Regions from separate parts of the Homo sapiens genome. Here regions 1 and 2 are each linked to region 3. Evidence: chromatin contacts called from ENCODE Hi-C or POLR2A ChIA-PET data. All regions are on one chromosome and are shown on one strand. Each heading gives the region's core, a stretch centred on a gene start or an enhancer-like site at or near the end of the contact. The rest is flanking DNA. Distances are from core to core; before and after follow the strand shown. Region 1 has its middle 23 kb from the start of EYA3. Region 2 overlaps DNAJC8 (DnaJ heat shock protein family (Hsp40) member C8). Region 3 overlaps EYA3 (EYA transcriptional coactivator and phosphatase 3).

Evidence for each region. A loop is a pair of places that touch in the nucleus more often than their neighbours do. ChIA-PET counts read pairs that join two places held with the same protein, here RNA polymerase II (POLR2A). Pooled maps may share reads with other maps.
Region 1: a loop to region 3 is called in a pooled map, with 2.1 times the contacts of the local background. The contact joins two enhancer-like sites. A Hi-C loop is called at or near these places in 1 of 50 pooled maps. POLR2A ChIA-PET finds 5 or more read pairs at or near these places in 4 of 52 experiments (B cell, H1, activated T-cell and 1 more).
Region 2: a loop to region 3 is called in a map of endothelial cell of umbilical vein, with 2.9 times the contacts of the local background. The contact joins two enhancer-like sites. A Hi-C loop is called at or near these places in 1 of 168 maps with a recorded cell type or tissue (endothelial cell of umbilical vein), 1 of 37 single-sample maps with no recorded cell type and 6 of 50 pooled maps. POLR2A ChIA-PET finds 5 or more read pairs at or near these places in 3 of 52 experiments (H1, Panc1 and activated CD4-positive, alpha-beta T cell).

What each region holds. Positions count from the first base shown.
Region 1 is chr1:28,110,090-28,112,950 of GRCh38, forward strand. No RefSeq gene overlaps it. Among named protein-coding and RNA genes, the nearest start is that of EYA3, 23 kb to the left of the region's middle. Within about 2 kb of position 1,307, at least 8 of the 41 ENCODE cell types and tissues checked have a DNase peak (open chromatin) inside an H3K27ac peak, as active enhancers do.
Region 2 is chr1:28,197,819-28,201,057 of GRCh38, forward strand. DNAJC8 (DnaJ heat shock protein family (Hsp40) member C8) reads right to left here. Exons shown (of 9, transcript NM_014280.3): 9 at 2,460-3,239. Among named protein-coding and RNA genes, the nearest start is that of PTAFR, 23 kb to the left of the region's middle. RefSeq lists a silencer at 1,847-2,176. Within about 2 kb of position 1,900, at least 6 of the 41 ENCODE cell types and tissues checked have a DNase peak (open chromatin) inside an H3K27ac peak, as active enhancers do.
Region 3 is chr1:27,978,314-27,981,610 of GRCh38, forward strand. It overlaps EYA3 (EYA transcriptional coactivator and phosphatase 3), which reads right to left. Exons shown (of 18, transcript NM_001990.4): 17 at 61-161. Among named protein-coding and RNA genes, the nearest start is that of XKR8, 20 kb to the left of the region's middle. Within about 2 kb of position 1,463, at least 2 of the 41 ENCODE cell types and tissues checked have a DNase peak (open chromatin) inside an H3K27ac peak, as active enhancers do.

The DNA of each region.
Region 1 (2,861 bases), core at 57-2,556, 130 kb after region 3:
ACTTTGGAGGCAGAGGTTGCAGTGAGCTTAGATCGTGACACTGTGCTCCCGCCTGGGCGACGAAGCGAGACTCAGTCTCAAAAAAAAAAATAAATAAAAAGGAAAGAAAGAATAACCCAGAGCCCTGTAACAAACTGGGTCCCAACAATCCATCCAAGTTTTACTCAGTGAATGTGGATTATAGCAAACTGAAGAAAGAAGGTCCAGATTTGTAAATGAAGTGTTTCACTATTAAAGCTGCTTTCGAATGAAGGTCTTTCTGAAGCCATCCGCACAATTTTCCATTTAATCAGGAAATATTTGTCCTCTAAATACATGAAATCATGTTGATGTAATGTGTTGGAGATTACCCTGATTAATAAATAATTGAAACTTGAAAAATAAATCTGGAAGGATTAGATCAGTTTTGAACGGCCATGAAGTTCAGATAAGCCAATTTTAAGTTTCATTAAACAAATAGGTGTTTTGGTTTTTTGTGTTATTCACATGACAAGATGTCTGGAGTCAGGCAGGTTCTGGCCCTAGTTCTTTCTAGCTCAGTATCACCACAGTTCTTTTGGTTTTCCCCTCTTGCTTGCCACCCCAGGTCATATGATGGCTGCCCCAGCTCCAGGCATCTCACCCACATTCAAATCAGGAAGAACTGGTATGGGAAAGCTCCAGTCATGGCTGACTCTTTACTAGGAAAACAAAAGCTTTCCTAGAAGTCCCCCGCCAGACTTCCTTAACTCTCCCATTGGCTGAGTCATATGGAGATTCCCAGACACAGGGGAGGCTGAAGACACTAGAAACAGAATTTCATGATTGATAATAGAAAATTATGATTTGTGCTCCAAGGCTGGGCACTCAAACAAGCTTGGAATTCTGTTAATGAAGAAGGGGAAGGGATCAAGTAACTGTTACCCCCTTTAGACAGGACACAGTGCATCCTACTTTGTCACAGTCACCTCACTCCTTTTAGATTGCTTTACTCAGTTAATCACCTGCCTAGCCCCTGTGAAGGCATTTGAACTTTCAACACTTGGATACAAGGCTCAGAGTTAGAAAGTGTGAAAAGATTGCTAACTGTCTCCATTATCCATTACTTCCCCCTTTCTTCTAGTAATAAAATAATTTTCACCCCAAGATATAGCAGGGTATATGGCTGCCCAGATCCAGATCATAGTTCATGGTCACCGCTGCCATGGTAGCTAGCTGGGTGTGACCATGTAACTAAGTACTCACCACTGGAAAATGTATAGATTCATGTGATCATCACTTCTACATCATTTCCTAAAGTGAAATTGTTAGCCATTTACTTCCTCTTTCCCCCACTTACCACAGGCTTGTATATAGATGCTTCAATGATGTCCTTGGAGACGGCAGAGCAACAAGATAGAGGGAACCTGTATCCCCAAATGACTACCTGAAGCAGAGCCCCTTACTCACCTCTGGACTCATCCTGAATCACCCATATGCTTAAAGGGATAAAACAACAACAAAAGACAAAATAAGAACAACAAACAAAACCTGTAAAACAAGAGATTCAAAATAAATTTGCTCTAGCTGGGGCATGGTGGCTCATGCCTGTAATCCCAATACTTTGGGAAGTGGAGGCAGGAGGATCACATGAGCCCAAATGTTCAAGACCAGCCTGGGCAAGATAATGAGACCCTAAAGTAACTGGGCATGGTGGCCCATGCCAATAATCCCAGCTACTCGGGAGGCTGAGGTGGGAGAATCACTTGAGCCCAGGAGGTTGAGGCTGCTCTGAGACATGATCCAGGCATGGTGGTGAGCACCTGTAATCCTAGCTACTCAGGAGGCTGAGGCAGGAGGATTCCTTACACCCAGGAGTTTGAGGTTACAGTGAGCTATGATCATACCATGGTACTCCAGCATGGAAGACAGAATGAGATCCTGTCTCAGTAATAAATAAGTAAATAAATAAATTTATTCTGTATTTTTGAGCCTCTTTACTAAAGCAGCTTATTCTGTTCCTTAACTCATATAGGAAAGAAAAAAACAAACTTCATTATGCCATTGGTGTGTTGTTAATAGTTAAAAAAAAAAAAGAAGAAGAAGAAGATTGGGAGCTAAGACGAAAAAAACAGAGATGTCAACTAAATGGAGGAATAAGAGATGTTCTTATAAAGACTTGCATTACTGGGGAGGCAACTGAATAAACAGGCAGGACAGTGAAAGAGCCTAATCAGATGCCCACTGAGCTCTGCTTTGGAGTTAATATGGTTTGGCGTTGAAGCAAAATACAAAGACCAGGGTGAAGTCAAACCATTGCAGTCTACATACGGCAGGAAGGCCCATGGTTCAAGAAGGGTCTGTGTAGATATGAATTAGATGGGAGGACCATTAGTCAGGGTCCTTAGGTTGCAAGCAACAGAAAGCAACTCTGAGTTGCTCAAACAAAACAAAGAATTTACTAGAAAGACATTGGGAAGACCAAAGAATCTAAGGAAGATCTCAACAGCCAAGGCCAAGAAAAGGATAAGGTGCAGGTAAGCTCTGGGAATCCCACTTACAGAAACTTGTGGTTTCCCTAGTATGCAGCAGAATCACCTGGAGGGGTTTTTAAAACACAGATTGCTGGGGCCTACCCCTAGAGTTTCTAATCCAGTAGGTGTGGGTTGGGGCCCGGGAATCTGTATTTCTAACAGGTTCCCAGATGCTGTTGCTGCAGGTCAAGGGACCCCCTTATGAGAAGCACTGCTTTAGGGGAAACACATCAAATGACTCAGCTCCCACTTCCTTCCATCCCTGAGTGTCTCCACAGTTCCAAAGTCCTGAGAAAGTCCAGTTGACCCAGGATTGAGTCACTCTTGTGGTCAGAGAGGTGGCGTTCTGTGATTGGCAGCCATGTGAGT
Region 2 (3,239 bases), core at 650-3,149, 220 kb after region 3:
CCCAGAGAGCTCCCCTTAACCTATTCATGGATGAAGGGGTGGGAGAGGATGGCACTGCCATAGCCACAGCCCCACCCTGGAGGCCGGTCTTGACTGTACTGCCTCAAGTCAATGCCCAGCATACACTCCTCTCCCCAGCCACGTCATCACAGAGATTGCTCCAAGCAGGGTTATGAGAATGGGCTGGGACCACTGCTGATCTTCCCAGTGGGTCTGTCACTAAAATGTGCCAGAAAGTAAGTGGGAAGACTTTGGTCCATCTAGGAAAATACGATGTCCTGACTGAAACCCAAATTCCTCAATATGCCATTACGATCTCCCTGATCTCATCTCACCTCACGTCTGTGCTCTAAGCATAACAAATGTTGTTCAGTCCCATGAATGGGCTATTCTCTTACCTTCTGGGCCTTTGCACATGCCACTCTCTCTGACTGAAACACCTTTCCCTCAAGTCCCACCCCTTCTGTGCCAGACACTGTTGTTTCTAGCAGGCATTCTTTTTTTTTTTTTTTGAGACGGAGTTTCATTGTCGCCCAGGATGGAGTGCAGTGGCGCGATCTCGGCTCACTGCAAGATCCACATCCCGAGTTCACGCCATTCTCCTGCCTCAGCCTCCCGAGTAGCTGGGACTACAGGCGCCTGCTACCACGTCCGGCTAATTTTTTGTATTTTTAGTAGAGACAGGGTGTCACCGTGTTAGCCAGGATGGCCTCGATCTCCTGACCTTGTGATCCGCCTGCCTTGACCTCCCAAAGTGCTGGGATTACAGGCGTGAGCCACCCCACCCGGCCTTTCCAGCAGGCATTCTTTCATCTTTACCAACTTAATTTTATTGGAAACAGGTGCCCAATCCCAAGGAGTAAGGCTTGGTATATTGCCTGTCTGTTCTTCGCAGCTCTCCCAGCCAAACTTACCAAGAGGGGTCCCTGTGACCCATTTTCTAACCAGTGACATCTTCTGGGAAAAATTTTGCTCCCTGGATGACTTATTTCTGTTTGGTAGTTGTTATAAGATGTGGTGCTAGAAACTTCTTGCAACTATGAGATGCCAAACCCTCCACAGAGGACGGAGAAGCATAGTAAGAGCCTGTTTCCCTGGAGGTATTACTGAATGAATGATTCCACCATGAACAATACCTGAAACCACCTGTCTCCACTTATGGAAGTAAAATATTCCTCTAATTCTTTTTGCCAGTTATTCCTTGCAGCCAAAACACTCCTAACTGATGCATCAGCCCCTGGGTTCCAGTTTTTAAAAGGGCCACTTTCTTCAGGAAACATTCCCTGGCTGCTAAAAATGAGATCAAGGGCCCCCTTCTCGGAGCAGTGGACAGTCTTCTTGCCCGTGTGCCCCAGCTGTGAGGCAGGCAACAGGGGTCCTGCAGTGTTCACCACTGTATTTCTAAACCAGCATATTTGTTCAATGAATAAACACACCTGATATGATTTGGATTTGTGTCCCCACCCAAATCTCATGCCCAATTGTAATCCCCCACGTTGGAGGAGGGACCTGGTAAGAGGTCATATGATCCATATGTTTGGATCATAGGGGCCGCCCCCTTTGCTGTTCTTGTGATAGTGAGTTCTTATCTATCACTATCCAGATAGTGAGATCTGGTTGTTTAAAAGCGTACAGCACCTCTCCCTGCGCTCTCTTCCTCCTGCTCCGGCCATGTAAGACGTGCCTCCTTCCTCTTCACCTTCTGCCACAACTGTTAAGTTTCCTGAGGCCTCCCCAGCCATGCTTCCTGTAAAGCCTGTGAAACCATGAGTCAATTAAACCTCTTTTCTTTATAAATTACCCAGTCTCAGGTAGTTCTTCATAGCAGTGTGAGAACTAACACCCATAGCTAATTGCTGGCACAGCCTCCTTGAGGGCAAAGGTAAGTTTGCAGATAGCTGAACTGAACCACCACCACTTAACCTCTAAGGAAGCGGTGTGTGCACCCACATCCTGGACTGAAATGGGGTTGCTTGGCTTTGCTTGGCTAGAAAAGATAATCACTGCCCCCCTAGTCAGGACTGCATTACCTCACGGCATGTATCACTTTTGCAGGGCAACTAAACATTTTCTCCCCCTGCCTTGGTCCAGTTTTAGCCAGAAGCACACCCACCCACCCACCCACTCATCACTGTGCTCTACTTCACATGTGGTTTGGATGTGCTCAGTGGTACTTGGAAGGACAGTAAGACACCCAAGCCTCTGTCCTCTCCCACAGAGAAATGAAAGTTGCACTTCTCATGATACTAAAAGACATGGTGCCTTTCGTAGTCATTGTGCCTGTTTACTCATCTACAAGACATTGCAAAAAGCAAAACTCTAGTTTTGAGTCACCTAGTTTCCTGTATCTTCACATTTCAAGTGTCACCTTTCCCCTTCTCACTTTGGGCCCCTCCTGAGGGCTGATTCTGTCCCTGAAAGCAAGCAGGACATTTAAGCATAGACTGTGAGCTGGACGCTTTCATATATTACTTCATTTAATCCTCAAAACAATCAGTATCTTCATTTTACACAGAAATAATAGGATATTGGCAATACCCAAGGAGCACTATGGTAGTTACCTTGTATATGCCATGGCAAATCTGCCCTAAAAGCTGCTGCAGTAATTCATATTCCCATTTCATAGATGAAGAAACTAAGGTTCAGCCAGGTCTGTCCAACCCCAAAGCATTTTGGGGTTCAGCCAAGCCAGACAAGGGACCCACAAGGGAGAGTACAAGGAAAAGTACATCAATGGCTTGGGTATAAAAATTTATTATACATAAAGAATATTACCACTAACAAATGCAGACAGGCTAGGACATGGTACTGGGTGGAGGACGGCTAGCTCTTTGGAAAGTGAAAGGTTTGGGTGGCGTGGGCCTCATGCCACACTGATTGGTCAGTAGACAGGGGGCACATGCCAAACACCACAGGGCATCAGATGCTGCTCTGTGTGCTCACAAGTGTTCCCTGTCTTATCTGGGCCTTCGAAGGGAGCACACCCAGAAGCGAGCAACTGAAGCGAAGGGGCTTCCTAAGGTGCCCCTTCCAGGCTTGTCTCTGAAGTCACAGCAACACTGTTTTAAGCAGTATGTTTAATTGGATGATTTCCACAAACTATCCACGAAGTTTCTAACCATCACAATTCAGTGAAGTACAAAACACTGAGTTACAGGCTGTGGGAAGAGAAGGCAGCACCAATGGTGGCACCTTCTAATACTGGTTGTTCTAGGGGCAGGGAGAGGGAAAGGTCTTTT
Region 3 (3,297 bases), core at 213-2,712:
CCCATTTTTCTCATTACTCGATGTACAACCACATAGACTATTTTTCTTTACCATGGTTACCTGTTTGGCTGCAATTTCTTCATCTCGTCCATCTCCAATCACTACATATGTGACTTTCTTTCCAAACCTTGACACAATTCTCTCAAAGCAGCTCTCCTTACCTGATGAGAAAAAGAAATTTCCTGTTAGAATACTCTTCTCTTCTTTTCAAAACCAAAGAAGAGGGCTGCTGCTAGGTTCACCTGCCTGTGCTTAGGTGGACTAAGTGACAGCCCATGTAGTTTGCTTGCTGGGGAGTAGGGATGGGAGCTAGAGATCCAGTAGACCCTCTGCCCAAAGAATGTGAAGTTGTGCCATTAAAATAACTTGGCCGGGCATGGTGGCTCAAGCCTGTAATCCCAGCACTTTGGGAGACCGAGGCGGGCGAATCACCTGAGGTCGGGAATTTGAGACCAGCCTGACCAACATGGAGAAACCCCGTCTCTACTAAAAAACAAAATTAGCTGGGCATGGCGGCGCGTGCCTGTAATCCCAGCTACTGGGGAGGCTGAGGCAGGAGAATCGCTTGAACCCGGGAGGCGGAGGTTGCAGTGAGCCGAGATCATGCCATCGCACTCCAGCCTGGGCAACAAGAGCGAACTCTGTCTCAAAACAAACAAACAAACAACCCAAAAACTTATTTTAACCTTCACGTTGAGGGTGAAGTCCCTAAGATCTTAGTGTGAGGGAATTTCTATAAATGGGAAAGATTAATAGGTTTAGTGACTTGCCCCTAGATCACAAACAAGCAAGTAGCTAGAACTTGGGGCCCCTGACTCCAAATCTAGGCTCTGGTCATTGTGTCATAATGAATGAATGATTTTTGGGGTGAAATGTTTTAGGGTAGAAAAGAGAAGTGAAAACACAAGGCCCTGATTTCTTGTTAGAAACAATAACAAACAAAAAGCCATTTCCCTCCAATTCTTCATTTCCCAGAAACAGTCCTGGGTATAGGCCTTACGTCTTTCAGTGAGAGAACAGCCCCAGAATAGAACTGAGAACAGTGACCAATAAATATGGCATCAACATTTGTCATATCTGGAACCTCCTTACTTACTATACCTTGTAGTTGTAACCAAGATACTGCATCACTGAAATTGACCTTGGGAAATGGGTGATTTAAATCCATTTCTCAGAACTGCAGACAGTTTTGAGAAACATGGCAGTGTATCAAAACTCAAATCCCATCTGCAACCAACACCTAAAACATACACAGATCATACTGCTGTGGGAAAGATACTTTATTTGTATAAATAAAAAGAAGTTATATCCCTTGCTCTTTTTATCTCCCTGCTTCTGCCACCTTCTTCAGTTAAACAAGGTCCTAACTTTGGCTTTCTTCTTCATCCTGCTCTATTAACCTTCTTGTTCTTTCCCCTTGCCCAACAGAGTGACTTAGCACCAGGGTTCCTGTGTAAATAAGATAAAGCTGCCTCTTCCTCAAGACATTTGACTGCCATCTGCTGGAAAATCACTGTAATATATAAATATACAAATCTAAGATAACTGTAACATAATTGGCCAGAACTTATACTTCCATACGCAGAAGTCCTACTTGGCACAGAAGTTGTGCAGATATGTAACTGCAAATCTTTGACATCCTTAACCCAGTGGCACTTCAAAACAGACGGACTAGTCAACTGGACCAGACACTAGATCACTCTGGGCTCAGCTGGCCACTTACAATACAAGGCTTGGCTTAGGTGCACTTGGGTCTCTTTTAGTGCTAATATTTTACAATAGAATTGTCATGCCTTACATTCATATGAGGGATTCAATCAATGTTTGCTGAGTAAATTCATATTAATCTCACAAATGATTCAGTGGAGGACTGTAGTCCAGGTCTTATGCCTCAATTCAGTTCAAACATTAAACCATTCAACTAATAATAAATTCTTATTATGTTCATGGTGTTGAAGAGTTCTTTAATTCCATTTCACCCATTACAGCTTTACAAACTAAGCCAACCTCCACCAGATGCACAGTCTACTATGATCTGTCTGTAGCAAAAAACTTTTTTAAGTGAGTCAGTTTGACTTTCTTGTAAGACTCAACAAAGGCAGTAACTCATATTTTGAGGATAAGAACACAGACATTTTCACTGTCCTGGCATGCAATGATCAAGGATGAAATATACTCTGTAATGTCTCCTTTAAAAGGATTAAGAGGCCAAGAGAGTTATTAACAGCTCAAAGTAAAGAAGCAGCTCCATGAAAACAGGACTCACTCCAATACAGTTGGTAAAATACTTCCATTTCTGGATATGAGCTTTCCTGTTCAGGAGGATGAGGCCAATGATTAATCAGTTTACCATATGTCAAGCAATTGAAGCTGGTGAACTGTAAGATCAGCCAAATCTTTGGAGAATATTAGTCCCTGGGTTTTCTCTATTAAAATATTTCTAGCCAGGAGCGGTGGCTCAAGTCTGCAATCCCAGCACTTTGGGAGGCCTAAGGCAGGAGGATTACTTGAGCACAAGAGTTTGAGATTAGCTTGGGCAACACAGTGGGACCTTTTCCCTACAAAAAATTAAAAAATTAGCTGGGTATGGTGGTGGAACACGCCTGAAGTCCTGGCTACTCAGGAGGCTGATGTGGGTGGATCGCTTGAGCGTGGGAAGGTTAAGGTTGCAATGGGCTATAATCGTGCCACTGCACTCCAGCCTAGGTACCAGAGTGAGACCCTGTCTCAAGAAAACCCCCCAAAACAAAAAAAACTTCTGACATTTTCAGAAATTATTTTGAGAATTCTCTTTAATGTCCCCAAATCACAGAATGGCCATTAAGAGAACCATATTTTGCTATCATTTCAGAGGAAGTGAAAAAGTATTTCTTCTCCTTGCTCCCATTTCACAGTTCTGTGAAGAAAAGCCTCAAGCCTCCTACTGTGGTTACCATAGCACCAGATCCCACTGCAGCTTTGCAAATTAGCTCTGGATGAACTGAGACTGAGGAAAAATACCAAATAAGCACACTTACTGACAGAGGGAATGAGATCATTTCCATTAGCCTGATGAGCCTGCGGGTGCCAGGTCTCAGTATAATAAGCACTACAGAAAATCTGTCTTTCAGATGTGGGAGGCTCAGTGAGTGCTCTGGGTTCCTATGATATACATAAAGCAACCGGCAGCAGGAACAATATCTGAAGGGAGCGCTTTCATATATGTTCCCTTCCACCCAATCCCTTGTAAATGAAATAATTCAACCATACAAAAAAGCATGGAGAATTACCAGCCTTGACAACAAAGTGAGACCCCAT